Linked DNA regions of Homo sapiens: region 2 is linked to region 1. The links are chromatin contacts, found by Hi-C in ENCODE. All regions are on one chromosome and are shown on one strand. Each heading gives the region's core, a stretch centred on a gene start or an enhancer-like site at or near the end of the contact. The rest is flanking DNA. Distances are from core to core; before and after follow the strand shown. Region 1 holds the start of LINC01530 (long intergenic non-protein coding RNA 1530). Region 2 holds the start of ZNF805 (zinc finger protein 805).

Evidence for each region. A loop is a pair of places that touch in the nucleus more often than their neighbours do. Pooled maps may share reads with other maps.
Region 2: a loop to region 1 is called in a pooled map, with 17 times the contacts of the local background. The contact joins the promoter of ZNF805 here to the promoter of LINC01530 in region 1. A Hi-C loop is called at or near these places in 3 of 50 pooled maps.

The regions. Positions count from the first base shown.
Region 1 is chr19:51,592,764-51,596,235 of GRCh38, reverse strand. It overlaps LINC01530 (long intergenic non-protein coding RNA 1530), which reads left to right and starts at 1,856. Exons shown (of 2, transcript NR_034159.1): 1 at 1,856-2,287; 2 at 3,185-3,472. RefSeq lists a silencer at 939-1,106 and enhancers at 1,189-1,238, 1,449-1,758, 1,505-2,140, 2,141-2,776, 2,777-3,412.
Region 2 is chr19:57,238,964-57,242,023 of GRCh38, reverse strand. ZNF805 (zinc finger protein 805) reads right to left here and starts at 1,392. Exons shown (of 4, transcript NM_001023563.4): 1 at 1,103-1,392. The coding sequence starts at 1,132. RefSeq lists a silencer at 1,095-1,164 and enhancers at 1,285-1,554, 1,575-1,794.

The sequences.
Region 1 (3,472 bases), core at 607-3,106:
CCTAACCAAGCTCCCCGTCTCCCGGAAGCAACACCACCTTTCACCCAGCTTCTCTATGGAAGACAACTCAGCTTTTTCAACCTCTGAATCTGCAGTCACCTAGTACTGGGGTTCACTTCCTGAGGTCCTTATCAGATCCAGTTGCATCCCTGTTTTAGTTACCTACTCACCTCAGCCAGATGAACTTCCCATTGGTTTTTCAACCCCTTGCATCTTTGGCCAGGCTGATCTCATTGCGCAAGACACTTCCCTAAACACTGTGGTAGACCTAACTCTTACCTTCAAGTCTCAGCTCAAACTTTCATTCATTCATTTAACAAATACCCACTGAGTGCCGCCTATGTACCCAGCATGCTCTAGGTACTGGGACACAGCAGTGAGCAAGATAGGAAAGGTTGCAGCTGTCAGGGCACTGATGTTCTAATGGAGGAACCAGGCCATGGATAAGGAAGTAAATGACTAAGATGCTTTCCAAATACGAGGGAATTATCTTTGGTGGTATGACTGGGGGGGGGGGAACAGGGAGGGGGTTCTTTAGGGTGGCTGGAGGCCTTTGAGCTGAGGCCAACAAAATGAGTAGACAGATATTGGGTCAGGGTGGGAAGAATGCTCCAAATTGAGTTAATAGCAAATGCAAAGGACATGAAGGGCAGGGCCTGGCTGTGTTCAGCCCATTGGAAAGTGTGTTGTGACTGAGGACGACCAGAAAGGACCAGAAGCTTAGAGGTTGGCAGGATAAGGAGCTTGGATTTTATTCTGAGATGGGAACCACTGGATGATTTTAAGCTGGGGGGCAGGGTAGTGACTGGTGACAGGATCTGATTTATATTTCCACAGGCTTCCTGGCACTGTGCCTGAATAGAGGGTGGAGTGTGGCAAGGGAAGAAACAGAACAGTGAGGAGGCCCCTGCAGTGATGCAGGTGAGGAGTAACGGTAGCTCGGAGCAGAATGGAGACAGTGGAAGTGGAGAGAAGTGGTTAGATTCTGGGCCTCTTCTGGAGATAGAGACGATGAGACTCACACAAGATTTGGTTGCGGGAGGGAAGCGGATGAGAGAAACAGAACACTGGCGACCATTCCAAGATTTTGGCTTGAGCACTTGGATGGACAGTTAGTGGGGAGGAGGCAGAAAGATTGTGAGAGGAGCAGGTTTAGGACAGGGAATCTGGGATTTCGTTTGGATGTGGTAGATTTGAGGTCCTTTGCTCTGTAAGGTCTTTCCTGAACCCTGGGCTGGGTCTAGCACCTCCTCTGTGTTCCCACAGCCTCCTGAGCACCCCCTGGGCCAGCCCTGACCACTCTGTGTTGTAACCAGGACAGAGGAGGGTGCACTCGCACTGCACCCAGGTTGAAGGGCGAGAGTGAGAAGGTGTCAGGCTGGGCCGCAGAATCCAAAGCGGGTCAGCAGGTACAACAGCTGCTTAGAGCACTCCCACCCGGAGAGAGGGATTGAGAGATCACGGAAAAGGGTGCCATCTTTCCAGGGACGCCTACCAGAACGCGGGGGAGAGAAATACAGAGACCCTCAACTCCGCCACGTCATCGCGACAAAGGGCCAGGACCGGCCGGCCGCGGGATGGGCGCTCACCTGGGCAGAACTGGAGCTGGAAGGGCCAACCTCCAAAGAAACGAGGAGCGGGCGGAAGGACTACGACTCCCGGAAGGCTTTGGGCCCATCCGCCTACGACTCCCAGGTGCCCCTGCGTTGCGTCGTCCCGAAACACTTGCGGCTCTCGGACAAACTGGGCCTACAGTTCCCAGAGATCCTCGCGGCAGCGCTGCGCATTCTGCGCACGCCTCCCAGAGTGTACTAGGCCGGTCCGGCCCGCTTCCCGTCTGCGCCTGCGCAAGCACAATAGCCGTGCCAGAATTCTCTGCCAGCTGCTGTGCACTGCTGTCAGTGCAAAGATGGGATGGACTTTTTTTTCAGATTTTCTGCTGTTGTGGGAGTATGGCAAGAGTTTGAGGGGGCGGAGAAAGAGATTGGGAATGTGAAAAGGGAAGATAGCACCTGCGCTAAGCACATTCCTAGGATTGGGCCGCGTCTCGGGGATGCAGAGTGGGCTCTTCGGCGCGCCCTGCAGCCATGGGAGTGGACGCCTGCCCAGGCCGAAGGGCAAGGACTTGCGGGGTGGGGTCTCTGTGCATGCGCGGAGCTGAAAGGGAGCGTTTTGCAGATCTCCACGCGTGCGCAACTCTCGGGACGTGGACGCGGTGAACAGTTACGCACAATCGTCTTTCTGACACAAACACACCCTGCCAGGTGGAAGCCAGGATGGAGGGCAGGTGAGACCCGTAAGGCAAGATCCCAAAACCAAGGAACGGAGCACTCTCCCCGCTTGCTCCCCAGATCCAAGCCCTCCACTTCCTTCCAATGCCCCCCTTCCCGAAACTGCTCCCTCCTGTATATTCTGAGATCTTATCACTATTCCCGTGAGGCCCTTGATAAGGAGGATTGAGAGTGAAGGGTGATGGGAGACACGCCTTGGGCGTCTTCTGTCCACCTCAAGGATTGAACTTTGGTAACTGGAACTCATTCATTTGTTAATCTGTGTGCTAGGCCCTTTGACCCGCTGGCCAGATGCACCGGGACACAGGTGTATTCAGCCTGGTCCAGAGATAAGGATGATAAATCTTAATGTAAAGGTATCAGATGTTAAGGGCTGCAGGAGCCCAGAGGTTACAAGTGCTGCAAGCCAGAACATGGGGAAACAACAGCAATTAAGCCGTTAGCTTGTGCCTTGGAGGGGTGTTTGCCCTGCACCCCACTCACTACCTGAAGATAAATGGCTTCTCCAACGTGTAGTGGGGTTGGGATGATGAGGATGACATCACTGCCAGGTGGGAGGCAGGAGCTGCAGGTCCTGACATGATGAGGCAGGTATGGGCCGCCCTGGGCTGAGGGGGACATGGGCTACCCTGGACTGGAGGGCTGGGCTGTGGCATGGGGACCCTGTCAGAGACAGGTGTTTGGCCTCCATGCCTTCCTGTGTCTCTGGAAGGGTGAAACTAAGCGGGATGCTCCTCTCCCAGCCCCACCTGCTTTTCAGAGGCTACCATATGCTGGAGGGGGAAGATCCTGGCCACAAGCAGAGGCCCTGGAGGTGAATCAGTGTTGGAAGTGGGGTGGTTGGTTCTGGGTCCTCCCTGAGGCTCACATGGCTGCCCCTCCCCATCCTCCAGGCCTCGCCTTCTGTCCCGGATCCGCCAATCCTCCGATCCCTGGATCCTCTGATGATGGCATCAACTGTCTGGGCTACAGGTTGCTCTCCAAAGAGTGGCTGCCCCTCTACACCAACCTCACTGTGGACATAACTTCCAAGCCTCAGGAGACCCAGTGCAAAGCTGAGGGGTATCTTATCTGGAAGCCAGAAAGAGCCCCTGAGGCCAAGGTCACAGGGAAGCCCTCCCACTCACCCCACCTGGTTTCTTTTAAAAGTAGAGTTTATTTTATCTCCTTTCTGCCATCCC
Region 2 (3,060 bases), core at 143-2,642, 5.6 Mb before region 1:
GCCAACCGTTACAGTTCTTGTGTTATTATTTATGCTCTTTGTCCCCACAAAATCCTTTAAGACCTCAACTCAGTAGGTGTCTAAAACTTTGCCAGATTCTCTATACAAAAACGCTAGACCAAGGGCAGGTGAGAAGGGGACTACTTTAGTCTGAACTGCCATGAAAGGCCGCTTTAAAGAAGTGACATTTGAGCAGAGCCAACAAGATGTGAAAGGGTCTTGCAGAGATCTGAGGATAGTGTCTGAGGCTGAATGAACTGTAAAGGTGAAGGCTGAGGGGTAGGAAAGAACTCTGCGTGATCAGATTGATATGTCTGAAGGGCTGAGCCAGGGAGGAAAGGAAGGAAACAAGGACAGAGGTGGTCAGCCATAGTGGACCTGTGTCTGAAGCGCTGAGCCAGGGAGGAAAGGAAGGAAACAAGGACAGAGGTGGTCAGCCATAGTGGACCGGGTAGGGACTTGCAGGCCAAGGCTGAGTTCGGATGATGTGTGTGACGGGAGTCCCTGGAGTGGAACTTCATCCATCCTTCAAGCAATTATTAAGCAGCTTTCAGAGGCCTGACACTTTAGCAGTGGAAAGCTGCAGAAGGGCTAACTAGAAGTGGGGCATCGTATGTGATTGGTTAGGCTGAGCACGTATGGCTTTCTCTGCTTGGTCCTCTTTTGGAGGCGGAGGCAAAAATTAGAACAGTCAGTTACAAATCAAGTCCTATTTGGGGCCTACTGTTCCAGGAGTTACCGTTTAGCCTCCTGAAATGTCACCAGAGAGTAATCTAGCTCCTTGCAAGACTAACTTAAGGCAGACTGGCTTCCAGAGTAGTTTATTGCAGAACAGGAGGCTGGTTTCCTGGGCAGGTTGCTACAAAAAAATTGTACGTCACAGCCCTATAATCGATGTATAGTCTGCCTACTGTCCGCTTCAATATTCAGTCTCTCAGGTACTACCACGACAGGAGATAAACTAAGTGACGAGCCTGCTCCACGTTTCGTAAACAAACAAAACTACAAAGAGGAATCCTGTGGCTGTCTTGGCTTCCGGCCTGCCCAGGAGGCTTCCCCGAACTAGCAGAAAAGCAGCAAGGCCGAAACCTTGTCCACTCACCTGCGCCGGGTCCGTCAAAGCCATCGCCATACCGGGACCCTGTGGCCCTAGCGGGGCGGGGGCTGCGGCGAGCAGGGCGGGTCTCGCGGGCTCAGCCGAGCCCCACCCCTTCCCTGCGCCGGGCCCGGTGACCTTGGCTGACAGTCAAACTCTCTCGTTACGGGGAGGCTCACGGTTCGCTCCGAGACGCGGAGGTCGCTGTCGGCCTCCTACCTGCTCATTTCCCCAGCGCCGCCAGGGAGGCGGCCACGGAACACCGCCCCCTCCCTAGAGCCGGCGTGGACGGAACCGTCGCTCCCAAATTACGTCCCATCCAAATGCCGGAAGTCCCGCCCCAAGCTTCGCAACCCACAGGAAACGCCCCTGTCCTGGACCATCATTGGCCCCAGGGCCCGCCGTCGCACCTGGCAATGCCTTGTAGTTAATGTAGTTTTTCTCTACAAACCACCTGCAAAGGGGACAGATCCTGAGCCGGCAGGCCTCGGTGTAAAAGTCGCAGCGGGCCTACAGCCCGGCTCAGACCTGCCTCTGTCCTGGGGGCACAACTCGGAGGCCAGGGACCAAGCGCGAGACCGTCCATTCTTGGCCGGAGGAAATCGAGCCCCAGGAGTCAGGGACATTTGCCAGGGTCAGGGCCAGTGCAGAGACCCTGGACCAGGCTCCGGACTCTGACTTCCACCTTGCATTATTTCCCCTCCGGATCCTCTTATACAGATCAGCGGGCAGTCAGAGTAACCAAAGGGGGACGTCGGGCGGCGCGATGCCTCAGGCCTGGGATCCCAGCGCATTGGGAGGCCAAGGGGGGCGGATCGCTTGAGCCCAGGAGCTCAAGACCAGCTTGAGCAACATAGGGAGACTACCAAAAAAAAAAAAAATTTTTTTAAAATAAGCTGAGTGTGCTGGCGCACACCTGTGGTCCCAGAAGTCTGTGGCAGGAGGATCGCTTGAGGACAGGAGTTTGAGAACAGTCTGGGCGACAGAGCGAGACCTCATTGGTACCAAAAAAAAAAAAAAAAGAAAAAGAAAAGAAAAAAAATAGAGCGCGGTGGCTCACGCCTGTAATCCCAGCACTTTGGGAGGCCGAGGCGGGTAGATCACGAGATCAGGAGATCGAGACCATCCTGGCTAACACGATGAAACCCCGTCTTTACTAAAAATGCAAAAAATTAGCCGGGCGTGGTGGCTGGCGCCTGTAGTCCCAGCTACTCGGGAGGCTGAGGCAGGAGAATGATGTGAACCCGGGAGGCGGAACTTGCAGTGAGCCGAGATCGCGCCACTGCACTCCAGCCTGGGCGACAGAGTGAGACTCCGTCTCTCTCTCTCTCTCTCTCTCTACTTATATATACATATATTTATATATACATATATACATATATACGTATATATACATATGTATATATACGTATATATATGCACATATATATTTATATATATATTTATATATATATTTTTTGAGACAGGGTCTCGCTCTGTTGCTCAGGCCATAGTGCAGTGGCGCGATCACAGCTCACTGCAGCCTCAAACTCCAGGGTTCAAGTGATCCTCCCACCTCAGCCACCCAAGTAGCTGGGACTGCAGGCACGCACCACCACGCCCAGCAAATTGAGGGTTTTTTTGTTTTGTTTTGTAGTTTTTGTAGTCAGTTTCACCATGCTGCCCAGGCTGGTCTTGAACTCCTGTGCTCAAGTGATCCACTCACCTTGGCCTCCCAAAGTGCTGGGATTACAGGCATGAGCCACAGCATCCAGCCTACTCAAAAAAAATTTTTAATTAGCTGAGCATTGTGGCACACCCCTGTAATTCCAGTTACTCAGGAGGCTGAGATGGGAGGATCTCTTGAGCCCAGGAGGTCGAGGCTGCAATGACCTGTAATTGCACCACTGCACTCCAGTCTGGGCAATAGAGCAAGACCCTGTCCAGCTGGGACATGTTGCAAATGCATTGTCTCTCTTGGGCCT